2 separate regions of the Homo sapiens genome follow, and region 2 is linked to region 1. Evidence: read pairs that join two places in POLR2A ChIA-PET (ENCODE). Cell type or tissue: GM12878. All regions are shown on one strand. Links, peaks and the distances in the headings refer to the core of each region. The heading gives the core; the rest is flanking DNA.

Evidence for each region. Peaks named below come from ENCODE experiments on the same cell type or tissue, not always from the same donor. Only the 100,000 strongest peaks of a DNase experiment are listed, where the experiment ranks them.
Region 2: POLR2A ChIA-PET joins it to region 1 with 12 read pairs; 2 of 35 experiments call an interaction of 5 or more read pairs at or near these places.

The regions. Positions count from the first base shown.
Region 1 is chr9:124,619,752-124,626,075 of GRCh38, forward strand. All of the region lies in intron 2 of NR6A1 (nuclear receptor subfamily 6 group A member 1), which reads right to left. Among named protein-coding and RNA genes, the nearest start is that of MIR181A2HG, 36 kb to the right of the region's middle. In GM12878, for the core only: no CTCF peak of the experiment used is centred there; DNase peaks (open chromatin) are centred at 1,970, 2,040, 2,480 and 5,450; H3K27ac peaks cover 2,617 bases.
Region 2 is chr9:124,867,234-124,873,557 of GRCh38, forward strand. It overlaps ARPC5L (actin related protein 2/3 complex subunit 5 like), which reads left to right. Exons shown (of 6, transcript NM_030978.3): 3 at 1,195-2,206. The coding sequence starts at 2,058. Among named protein-coding and RNA genes, the nearest start is that of ARPC5L, 8.3 kb to the left of the region's middle. RefSeq lists enhancers at 1,233-1,312, 2,713-3,152, 3,613-3,662, 5,301-5,801, 5,499-5,728 and silencers at 1,613-2,182, 2,443-2,492. In GM12878, for the core only: a CTCF peak has its summit at 1,290 (motif pointing left); DNase peaks (open chromatin) are centred at 1,846 and 3,118; H3K4me3 peaks cover 5,000 bases; H3K27ac peaks cover 4,691 bases.

The DNA.
Region 1 (6,324 bases), core at 501-5,500:
GATGAAAATTCAATTCATTTATTTTATTGGCTGGCTGAGGTGGCTCACGCCTGTAATCCCAGCACTTTGGGAGGCCGAGGCAGGTGGATCACCTGAGGCCAGGAGTTCGAGACCAGCCTGACCAATATGGTGAAACCCCGTCTCTACTAAAAATACAAAATTAGCCAAGCATGGTGGTGCATGCCTGTAATCCCAGCTACTTGGGAGGCTGAGGCAGAAGAATCGTTTGAACTTGGGAGGCAGAGGTTGCAGTGAGCCAAGATTGCGCCATTGCACTCCAGCCTGGGCAACAAGAGCGAAACTTCATCTCCAAAAAAAAGAAAATTCAATTAATTTGTTTTATTGTTTTATATACATATATAAATATAACTGATTACACACAAATAAGGTAGCACAATATAAATGAATATATATAAATAAGGTACCTGCCATATAGCAAATGCTCAGAAGATATAGAAGATGATAATGATTATTATTAACATCACTACCTCTGAGAAGTTGAATTAAGGAGGTAACTTTGATTTACCAAGTTTTATACTTCCGTAAATAAATAATTTTTCAGAATAGGCATGAAGTACTTTTATAATTAAAAGATATACCCTTATTCCCAAGAGAAATGAAAACATATGTCCAAAGACTTGCATGTGAATGTTCATAGTAGCATTATTCACAAATGCTCATCAACTGGTGAATGGATAGATAAAATGTATGGCATATCCATACACTGGAATATATTCAGCACAAAAAGGAACTGACTACTCAAGTGCTATGGCACGGACAAACTTCAAAACCACCATGCTACGTGAAAGCAGCAAGACACAGATAATACATATGGTATAATTCAATTTATATGACATGTCCAGAAAAGACAAATCTATAGAGACAGTAGGATTAAGGATTGCTGGGTTTAACAGTAAAAGGGCAGAAAGGTCCTTATTAAGATGATGAAAATGTTCTAAAACTGATTTGTGGTAATGGTTGCAAAACTTGGTAAATATACCAAACATCGCTCAACTGTACAGAGTAAATTATGATATGTGAAACATGTCTCATTGTTTAAAAAAAAAAAAAAGGTTTAAAAAGATACATCCTTACAAAACCATGCCTATTTTACACTTATATAATGCTCTGCCCTTGGGAGGGGCTTTAACTTGCATTTCTCTATTTCATCCTCCTAACTATCATGTGAGGCAGACAGAGTAGGGACCATGCTCTTTGGAGAAAAAAGAAAAATGATGTTCAGATTAGGCCACAGCTACTGCTAGCAAATAAAGCACCCAGAGCCCAGATCGAAACACAACTAACTCAATAGATACAGTGGTAAAAATGTACCAAGACTTCAAGATTCCAGGAGTAATAACCAAACAGTGATCACAAGTACAGTGATGACCAGGGGCTTTGCCTGCAAAGTATACTCCTTTTTAAAATTCTTTAACTTTTTGAATAAATGTGCACTTAAGAAATCTGACATAAAACATGCTTTTTGTTCCTTACACAGTCTGGCTAAAAGTCACATCATTATGGATATGCATAGATTCCCTGACACAAGAAGAAACTTCCTTTTCAGTAGCTCAAAAAATGCTTAGCATACATTGGGGATTCAAGAAATGCTTATTAGGCTGGAAGTGGTGGCTCACACCTATAATCCCAGCACTTTGGGAGGCCGAGATGGATCACTTAAGTCCTTGAGTTTGAGACTAGCCTAGGAAACACAGTGAGACCCAATATCTTTAAAAAAAAAAAAAAAGAATGAGTGGGGTGTGGTGGTGGTGCAAGCCTGCAGTCCCAGTAACTTAGGAGGATACGGTGGGAGTATCACTTCAGCCAAGGAGGTTGAAGTTGCAGTGAGCTGTGACCATACCACTGCACTGGAGCCTGGGTGACAGAGTAAGACCTTGTCTCAAAAAAAAAGAAAAAGGAAAAAAAGGAAATGCTTCTTACTAATATGAAAAATAATAGCAAATTTTTTAAAAGTTTAATTTGAACATACTGTAAATGAATCTAGCATTTCATTTTGTACAGAAAAACTGAAGAGAAATGACAAGAGATAAAACCTAAACCATAAGCCACACAGAAATGTTTTTGAGGGGGCAGGGGAGGAAGGTGGTTAATTTTTGGCAATCATTGTGCTAAAAAGCCACAGGCATTCCCAGCACCAGGCAAGCAACCAAGAAAATAACAGCCGAGCATGGTGGCTCGTGCCTATAATCTCAGCACTTTGAGAGGCCGAGGCGGGCTGATCTCTTGAGCCCAGGAGTTTGAAACCAGCCTGGGAAACATGGTGAAACCCCGTCTCTAACAAAAATACAAAAAAATTAGCCGGGCATGGTGGCATGCAGCTGTGGTCCCAGCTACTTCGCAGGCTGAGGTGAGAGGATCGCTTGAGCCTGGGAGGCAGAGGTTGCACTGAGCTGAGATCACACCACCACACTCCAGCTTGGGTGACAGAGTGAGAAGAAAACAAAAGTCTGGCATGACCAACCAGTATTTTCCCACGCTCTTCTCCAGTTTACACTGACTAGGGTTTACAGAACTGCAACAAGAATTGGTTCTGTGTGTAATATCCCATGTCCTTCACACTAAACTGGGTTGACAATGTCGGTGATCTCCCTAAGTCCCGTTTTCCAGATGGAAAACTAGGTTCAGACCGGCAAAACAGCAAAGTTTCTTTGACATTTTCTGTTGCTCACTGCTAAAAAGATTATGGCTTTTCAGCTGTTAATTGAAACACTGTGTGTCAAATCCTGATGCCTAGTTGAGATAACTTTACTTAATCACATTCTCTGAGGAGAAATGTCTTAGAAATAGCTGTTAAATAAAATAAAAGTTAAGCAAACTACAAATACTGAACCACTATAACGTATTTGGGACTTTTGTTTTGATACTTGATATATTTTTTCAGGATTTGGGCACCTACAGAGGATAAAGACTATCAGGAAAAGTCACAAGCCATAAAGAAACAGGTTTTGGGAATGGGGTAGAGCAACAAAAACACTGGAAAACCTTAAAAAAAAAAGAGTAGGAAATTGAGCTCAATTCTGGCTTCAATGGGGGTGGAGGAATGAACTTCTCACAGAGGTGTAGATCCTGCACAAGCAGGGCACAATGTCTGAACGGGTTCAATTTGAAAAAGGGATTTTGCAGAGAGAAATGGACCTTGGAAAATGGTCTATAAACCAATGGTTGTTGGGGTCCCTCAGAAGACTCACAATGTAATAAAACTACAGAAGCATAACAAGGAGGCTATGATGAACTCAGGGCCAGGCAATACTACTAAAAATCCAGAAGTATATTTCCCTCCACAGTGTGCCAAATAAGAGGTCTATCCCTGTAGAGGTTGGCAGGATTGTCTCTGCCTCTCTTATCAGCCAGCCCTCTGCAGAGGTCATGGCAGGACAAGAAAGGGAAACTGTCAAAATGAAGTGACTTGAAGGAAGGTAGGGATATGATGGCAAGGTGTCAAGACTTGATCTTTGGACAGTTCTGAGTTTTCAAAGAGTTTGGGGGAAAGGAGGCCATTCAGGCAAGCAAAGAGCTAGGAAGGAAAGGAGATTCCTTTCAGAGGACTGAGAGGATAGTGTATGTCTCATGAGTCCAATTATTATTATTATTATTTATTTATTTATTTGAGACAAGGTCTTGTTCTGTCACCCAGGCTGAAGTGTAGTGACATGATCACAGTTCACTGCAGCCTTGACCTCGCGGGCTCAAGATCCTCCCACCTCAGATTCCCAACTAGCTAGGACTACAGGCATGAGCTACCATGCCTGGCTAATTTTTTTTTTTTTTTTTAAGAGATGGGGTCTCACTCTGTTTCCCAGGCTGGTCTTCTGGGCTCGTGTGATGCTCCTACCTAGGCCTCCCAAAGTGCTGGGATTACAGGCATGGGCCACCACACCCAGCCTGAGTCCAATTACTTAGAATCATAATATCCTGTCTTAATTTCTCCTCCCTACCCCCTGAATATTTAGTGAGGGAAGCCTGTTTTAGCTGTTCTAGCCCTACCTCAGCTGTACTATATGGGGTCTTGAAGGAAAAACTACTTATCTCTGCTTAGACCAGAAAGTTAAAGAAGAATGGATGTCTAACCACCCACTAACATCTGTTTGACAGACAACATAAGCCTCCTCCCCTTTCTCCACACTTTTTCTTCTACCTTTATTAAGCCCTTACTTTGTGCCTGGCACCAGTGTTAACTGTTTTACATGTATCACCTCACCAGAGTCTTTTAAGTCTGAATGTAAGTTTATTATTCCCATTTCAGAGATAAACTAAGGCTCAGAGGTTAAGTTGCCCAAAGTCAAACAGCTAGTAAAGGGCAGAGCTAGAATATGAACCCAGGAATGTCGGAGTACTACAAGCTCTTAACTACCATGCCATACTGGTGGCAACAATTAGTAATTACCAAGACTTCAAAGGTATGGTGACTCACAGGGGCAAGAGTTAATGTACTCTTCTCTTTGCAAAGATTTCCTTCCAGGCAAATGATGATAAGTTCTATCGTTCTTGAGGGCTGTGGCAGTTTCCCGGTACATGGTGGCAGCAGTGGGATCACAGCCGTGGGTAAGCTAGGCTAGCAAACCAAAGCATCCTGTCCTCAGACAGATGAGAATGTTACCATCTGAACTTCTTCAGGTCAATTTTCGAATACTAAGCTGAATACTGAAAAGACACCTTTTCTATTTCATTCTCCCTCTGAATGGGTAATATCCAGCCACTCCAATTAGTTTCATATTAGGTATCTTTTCTTAAAATCTCTGTTGGCATCATGTCCCTGCTTAGCCTGAGAATGTGCAGAGACAGAACGCTGGGACGGGAGTTATCCTAGGACACACTGACTACTTTCATAGGACCATGAGGCTATTTCCCAAAAGCTGAAATCAAGAAAATAGGTCCCCTAAAACAATTAGTGTTTCTAAAAAACATGAAACAGCTCTTTGAGATATCAAATATTATTCAGTCAGACTTTGTGATTTGAGCTTGCCATTGGTGGAGGCTCTGCAGCTTGCGCAGTGCTCTGGGTTTTGCTCCAGATCTGTCACATTGCATTAGTGCCCTTCCTCCTCACTGCCAACAAAAATAACAGCCTTGAACATGGCAGCACAATCCATTTGTCCTGCTCTAATTACTTTTTGACATTACTTTTTCTGTTGCTAGCTTGTTTTTTTTTTTTTTTTTCTACCAACCTCAGGGCATCATTAGAGTCATCTGAAAACAAAATCTTTAGGTTCTGCCAATATATATTTGGATAACTTTCTAGCACAAAATGGTTCCAAAGAGCAGTATGATAGTAGTTATAAGAAAAGCCACAAGGCACTCATAACTATTTCCAGAATTCCCCAGATGTCACAGAGAGTATAGCCAAGGACAAAATGCCAGGGTTTGAAGTTATAGGACCTGGGCAAGTTGTAGCTCTACCACTCACTAGCTGTGAGACCTTGGAGCAAGTCTCCGAATCTGTCTAGTTTTAGTTTCCTCTTTTGACAAATGGAGTCATCTCTTTACTCTGGTAACCTCACAAGAGCTGCTGTGAAGATCGGTTGAGATAATGCATGTGAAAATACTTTAGAAAGAGCAATAGTGTTATTATTATTGAGATAGTGTCTCGCTTTGCCACCCAGGCTGAAGTGCAGTGGCATGATCACAGCTCACGGCAGCCTCAACCTCACAGGCTCAAGCGAGCCTCCTGCTCATCCTCTCAAGTAGCTGGGACCAAAGGTATGCGCCACCATGTCTGGCTAATTCTTTTTTGTAGAGGTGGGGTCTCCTTATGCTGCCCAGGCTCATTTTATTAAGAGGCATAAAATGATGACCAATATTGCAAGGCTCTCTAGGTTTTCTGTTCTTCATTAATTCTAGTGTGTTCTTCATTAATTCTAGAGTGTGATAGTTATTTTTATGCCAACTTGCTTGGCTGGGCCACAGGGTGCCCAGACTGTTTGGTCAAACAATATTCTGGGTGTGTCTGGGGGGGGCTATTTTTGGATGAGATTAACATTTACGTCTGCAAACTCTGAGTAAAGCAGATTGCCCTCCATAATGTGAGTGTGCCTCATCAAATTAGGTGAAGGCCTGAACAGAACAAAAAGACCAGCCTCCCTCCTACAAGAGAGAACTCTCCAGCAGCCTGCCTTTGGACTTGAACTGGAACATTGGCTACCGTAGGTGTCTGGCCTGCAGACCTTCAGACTGCAAATGCAGCATGGCTTTCTTGGGTCTCCAACTGACTGAGCCATCCTGCAGATTCTGTGTCTTTATTCATTTATTTATTTTTTGAGACACAATTTCACTGTCACACAGGCTGGAGTGCAGTGGTACGATCTC
Region 2 (6,324 bases), core at 424-5,423, 250 kb after region 1:
TGGGTTCAAGCGATTCTCCCCGCTCAGCTTCCCGAGTAGCTGGGATTACAGGTGTGCGCCATCATGCCTAGCTAATTGTTGTGTTTTTGTAGAGATGGGTTTTCACCATGTTGGCCAGGCTGGTCTCGAATTCCTGACCTCAGGTGATCTGCCCCCTGGGCCTCCCAAAGTGCTGGGATTACAGGTGTGAGCCACTGCGCCCGGCCAGGACACCTCCTTTGATCACTTTATCTAAGGCACACTCAGGCACTGCATGGTTTTTTTCCCTCTCAACACTGTCAGCCCTGACATCGTATAATATGGATTTTTAAATTGTGTCTCCCTGGCTGGAATGAAAGTCCATGACCATGAGCTGGGACATTATTCCATTTACTAGTTTCTTTGGGGGCTGTTTCTTTACTTGTAAAATGGGCATTTCTGGGTTCAAGTTCCTTCTGACCAGGATGTTCTGGGGATATGAATTTCTGCTGTCTCGTGGCAGACCTGAATCACAAATATTTTTTCCCAGATATGGAACTGTATTGCAGGTGGGCTTTGCATGTTTCCAGGACCCCTGAGACTTTTCTTTTCTTTTCTTTTTTTTTTTTTTTTTTGAGACGGAGTTTTGCTCTTGTCGCTCAGGCTGGAGCGTAATGGCGCGATCTCAGCTCAGTGCAACCTCTACCTACCGGTTTCAAGCGATTCTCCTGCCTCAGCCTCCCGAGTAGCTGGGATTACAGGCATGCGCCAGCACGCCCGGCTAATTTTGTATTTCTAGTAGACACGGGGTTTCAGCATTTTGGTCAGGCTGGTCTCAAACTTCTGACCTCAGGTGATCCGCCCACCTCGGCTCCCAAAGTGCTGAGGATTACAGGCAGAGACTTCTTCACCACTAGTTTCCCACTATGGGAGTCTGTATCCTTACCACCGAAGATAAGGTTGCATCATAGTCTGGCAATATTTTTTTTATCTTTAGACACAGTTCAATGAGAGGTATTCGAAGCAGCAAAAATGAATCACATTCCAACTACTGACTTTTATTAAAAAGAGTACTATTAGATGAAAATAGTTTTCACACTATTATATAAAAAGACCCATTTTACTTACCCTAAGGCTAAGATCAATTAACAGAACCCCTGGGATAACAGCCCAGGCACCAAATCTGGCACCTCAGAGTCGTCCTTGACTTCCCTAAACCGCTTTCCCCCATCTCAGATTCTGAGAATTTGGTTTCTGTCAAGATGTGCCTCTCCAGCCAGGCCTCTCCTGCCAGGACGGTGGCCACAGGGCCATCTCCCTCTCCTGGCGCCCCCAACTGCCTGGCCAAGGTGACTGCTACACACGTGGGGTCGCAGAATCCCTCGAGTCACAACGTCTTCAACGTCTTGTCAGTCCCGTGATCGCACTAAACGTATTTAAAGCCCCCTACTCCTTTAAGAGGGTCACCTCTGTGTACAGGCGGCCTCCTCGTACTAAGTGTGGTGGCGTTCAAGGCTCCGAGACACAGGCGCCTCCCGCGCCACTCCCCGGGCACAGGAACTCCTACTCATCCCTCAGTCATCAGCTCGAAGGTTTCTTCTCCAAGAAGCCTGCCCGGCACTCGAGAAGTAGAGCCGCGAGCCTTCTCCCGGGGGCCCAGCCTTCCCCAGTACCGGCAGGGATCACCCCGGGAGCACGCGCCCGGCCCCGCTGAGGCCAGGGGCTCCTCGGAGGCGCGGGAAAGCCGGGGAACCAGCGCAGTTACGGCACACACGAGGCGGGGCCTGCACAGATGCCGGGCGCCCGATCCTCAGTGACAAAATAGAGACTCCGTGGAAGGGACACTGAGGTGGGGGAGGCTGCGGTGATCCCATACCGCACTCCAGGTGCCAGGCTCCGCCCCGCCCCTGACGGCGCTTCCGGATCCGGCGGGTGCCGGAAGTGGGCGGGCGGCGGCGGCTGCGCGCGGAGGCGGTGGAGGAGGTGCTGGGAGCAGCCGGGCAGCCGCTTCCCGCCCCCGAGCAGGAGCCGGTGCGAGCGGAGCAGAGCCGAGGTCGGGCCGCGAGCGGAGCCGGCTGAGCGGGCGCCGAGCTCCCGCCATGGCCCGGAACACGCTGTCCTCGCGCTTCCGCCGGGTGGACATCGACGAATTTGACGAGAACAAATTTGTGGACGAGCAGGAGGAGGCGGCGGCGGCGGCGGCGGAGCCAGGCCCGGACCCGAGCGAGGTGGACGGGCTCCTGCGGCAATATCCTTCCCTGACGCGGCGTCCGGGCCTGCGCGCGGCCTTCTCACCTTCCCACCTTCCCACCTTCTCGGGCCCTTTCGGGCGGGCCTCCCCTGTCTCCGACCCTTGGCCCCCTCAGGTCAGCCTCCAGCTCCCTGCCGACCCGGCTTCCCTGGGCCGTGCTCCCTTGAGTCCCAGTCTCCCTGGGTCCCTCGTCCCCAGCCCTGGCGCCTTCTTCTGCAGCGCCGTCCCGCAGGCCCCTGGACCCGGTGGACGGGCTCCCTCGGCACCCCCGCAGGTCCCGCGCCCTCTTCCCTCCTTGCCTCCTCGTCCCCTCACGCTGTCCCTTCCTTGGGGCCCCAGCACTCCGTCCCTCCCTTGCAGGAAATCGGGCCTATGGCGGGGCTGGGTCGGCGGCAGGGCGGAGGTGAGCCGCATCTGAGTAACCGAGTGATCGGGGAGGCTGGGGCGCGGTCCTCCGGGGCCCGATTGCTGCATGGCGTGAAGATAGGTGGGTGGACGGCTGTGGGGAAGACAGAACCCAGGAGGGAGTGGAGGCGGCCGCCGTATTTCAGCCCTGGGGTCTGAGATTGTGTCTCTCTTCCCCCAGTCAGTCTAACCCTCCCGCTTAATGCTGAGAAAGGGGGACCCTGTGGTTCCCCTGGACACCTTGGTGGTCTCAGCCACGCTCAACAAGTGAGTCTTGGCTCCCCCCAGTACCCTTCTGGTGCAGGAAGCAGCGGAGAAAACTAGTAGTTCAGAGCTAAGAAAAACCAGACACCTTGAAGCGAAGTGTGAAAGTGGAGCCCCACGCCTGGAAATGACTGTTCTTGTGGCCACAGAAAACAGCATTTAGAAAAGATTAAAAATAGAGGTGATTGTCACAGCCTTGCTTGGTCCTTTAGCAGTATGAGCGCAGGAAACTGACTTATTCTCACCGGAAGGATTTTTCTTTATTCAAATGGTGTTCCAGGAAGCCTGTCCCCTCCCCCCGCACGGGTGGGGGCAGGGTTGGAGGCCCATGCTGTACATAAATCAGGTTCTCGGTGTTGAACCAGTTGACTCAGCTTGGAAAGTGGGGCCTGCTGCTTTAGGGGGAGCCCGGCAGTGCTCCTGAGTGTGCCTTTAAACCGAAAACCTTCAGACTTGATTTGAACAGGAATGTGTTTTCCGAAGTGGAGATTCAAGCTTGTAATTCCTGCCCCATCAGGATCTCCCAATCCACCCTCCTTATGAAATGGGGTCAAGGGAAGGGTCCCCAGGAGGGAAGGTTGGTTGTAGTCTGGTGTAGGGCCTAGTTCATGGACAGTCAGTGCTGAAAGGGGCTCCAGGGTCAGGCCTTTGGCCCAGGACTCTCATTGAACAGATGAGATCAAGCCTGTCAGCTGCTGCCTTGGTCTGGGTGCAGAACCTTGTTGAAGGTCATGTCTTGGGACTCCCCTGCCTGGTGACAGGTTCCTTGAGGCTGCTTAGAGGCCTGGGCTTAGCACATCCAGGGGATGGTCGTTTCTCCATTCATGGCAGCGTCAGAAGCGTCAGAAACCTTGTTACCATGGAGAGTGCTCCACTTGGGGTTGGGGAAAGGGAGGTTAACGGATAAAGGTAACTGAAACCCTGGCAAATACGGGGCCCAGGTGGAGGAGAATGGAACTGATATTTATTGAGTCTCTATCATGTACCAAGAATCGGACTTATATTAGACCATTGAGGACAGGGGAGCAGGGAGAGGGATAGATGGATTGGGGTTGGGGAGGGCAGAGAGGGGCCCTGTCCTGGGGCTGTATAGGGAAGTGTGTGTGGCAGGAGATGACACAGATGGAGTAGAAGGAACCCGGCTGTGCATCTGCGCACACCCTGCACTACCATGCTCTGGCTCTGTGACCTCGGATAGGTCGCATACCCTTTCACAACTCAGCATCTTCTGTTACGTGGCGGACAGCCATGCTGGCTTCCTAGATTCCGTGGGAGCCTCATGGGCTAACATCAGCATCACTGGGCACACAGCAAGTGTCCTGGACATGCAGCTCGGGTCTGCAGATAGAGCGGCAGCATGGGATTGTGGGAGGAGCTTGGGTGTGAGGGCCGTGTAGACAGCTTAGTTTTGTGACCTTGCGCAGGTAATTTCTGTTCTCTGAGCCTCAATTCCATTGCCTTTAAAATGAGATAATGATTATTGTCACAAGGATTTTTGGAATGAGATGGCGTGTGAAAGCACCTGGCACAGGATCCGAGACCTTGTGGCGATTTAAAAGTATGAGTTCCTTTCCCCTTCAGTGAAGCAGCTTCTATACTTCTGGATCAGGGCTCTGTCCAGAGCAGTGGTTGTGAGCGATTTTGCACCCTTCCCCTCCACCCCCAGGAAACTGGAGACATTTTGATGGTTACAGCTTGGGGATGCCACTGGAATCCAGTGGGCAGAGGCCTATGACACACAGCTAAGATCCCACGTCAGAGAATCCTGGGTCCACAGTGTCAGTTGTGCCGTGATTGAGGAAGATCTAGAGGAGATCAAGGGCTGGGCAGGATTCCCTCAGCACCACAGCCTGTTCTCTGAAAAGGCCTAAAGCCAGCCAAGTATGACAGCCGGCTTCACAAATGATAGGTGACTTCAGGGAGGTCCTCCCTGCGCCCCACATCTCCCAACTGCTGAAGGCCCTCACCCATCAATGGGCCGAGTGATTGCTGGACGCGTGGTGCTGAGTTAACGCCACAGCAGTAGCTTTTTGCCCCCGTGGACTAGTTTTATACCTGCCCTTCCCCATCCATCATTTGAATGATGTCATTTGTTAGTTGTGCCAGGTTTACATGAAGAGCAAGTGAGCCTATGTTTTCTGTTCAGCCTATGGGATCCTGCTTATTGCTTTGGGGACACCACATTAGAAAAGAGTTACAAGGGCTGGGCGCGGTGGCTCACACCTGTAATCCCAGCACTTTGGGGAGGCCGAGGCGGACAGATCACGAGGTCAGGAGATCGAGACCATCCTGGCTAACACAGTGAAACCCCGCCTCTACTAAAAATACAAAAAAAATTAGCTGGGCGTGCTGGCGGGCGCCTGTCGTCCCAGCTACTCAGGAGGCTGAGGCAGGAGAATGGCATGAACCTGGGAGGCGGAGCTTGCAGTGAGGCAATATTGCGCCACTGCACTCCAGCCTGGGCGACAGAGCGAGACTCCGTCTCAAAAAAAAAAAGGAGTTACAAAGTAGAGGTTATCAGTGGCTGATATCAGGCTGGCCTTGTTTGGATGGGGAAAAGGAACTCCAGAACTGAAAGACAGAGGGACTGGACTGCCTCTTGAGTGTGGAAGGTGGATCAGAGCCAAGCAGGGAGCTGGGGAACCAGCGCTGGGAGTGGCTTGCCTGGTGGCGCAGACCCAGCTCACTCAAGATGGATCTCATACTGGGGAAGCCAGGAGATTCAGCTCTGCTCCGAAGGCCCTTCCTGTCTGCACGTGGGTATCACTGCATGAAGAGGAGTAGAGACCCGATTGGGCAGAAGCCATTCCTTGTTCTATTTTTGAAGCTTTTTGGCTGAAGCCAGTGTTTCATACGAGGAAATGAAAGTTGGCTGATGTAATTCAGTTTAAAATAGGTGTCACCTTTGGGGACCTAACCCAGATTGTAATTTTCTTTTGCATGCTGGGTATTCAGAACTCAGCAAAGAATGTGTTGTCAGGATTGCAACTGAGGTTGGGGGGTAAGGGTGGAGACTGGCTCATTGTTGGCAAAAGCTTCTGTTAGATTGATAAACTCTTTCCAGGTAACAGTTGGGACCTCATTGATCCCGATAGATCTTAGAAGTTCTAGCACATCTTAATTTCCTTAATAGTTTAATTGATGAAGAGCATTGATGAAGAGTTAGGAGGTCTCCCTTTGTACCTACATTTTCCGCTTTTTTAGAATGAGAAGATGAGAACGACCTCCAGTTCACATGTACGGGTGCTGTGAGGATCCAGTAGGGGAGATACAGTGCTCAGCACCAAGCAGGTGCAAGTGAGCACAATCCAATTTTACATCAAGTTACCCCTCCAGGACAGTTGCTTTGACGTGGAAGGTAGAGAGGGAGTTGAAAGGAGGGTTTGCATGGTTGGCAGAGGTGCCCTGCAGCCTCCCTGTGCAGGCTGTAAACCGTCTCTGCCCCC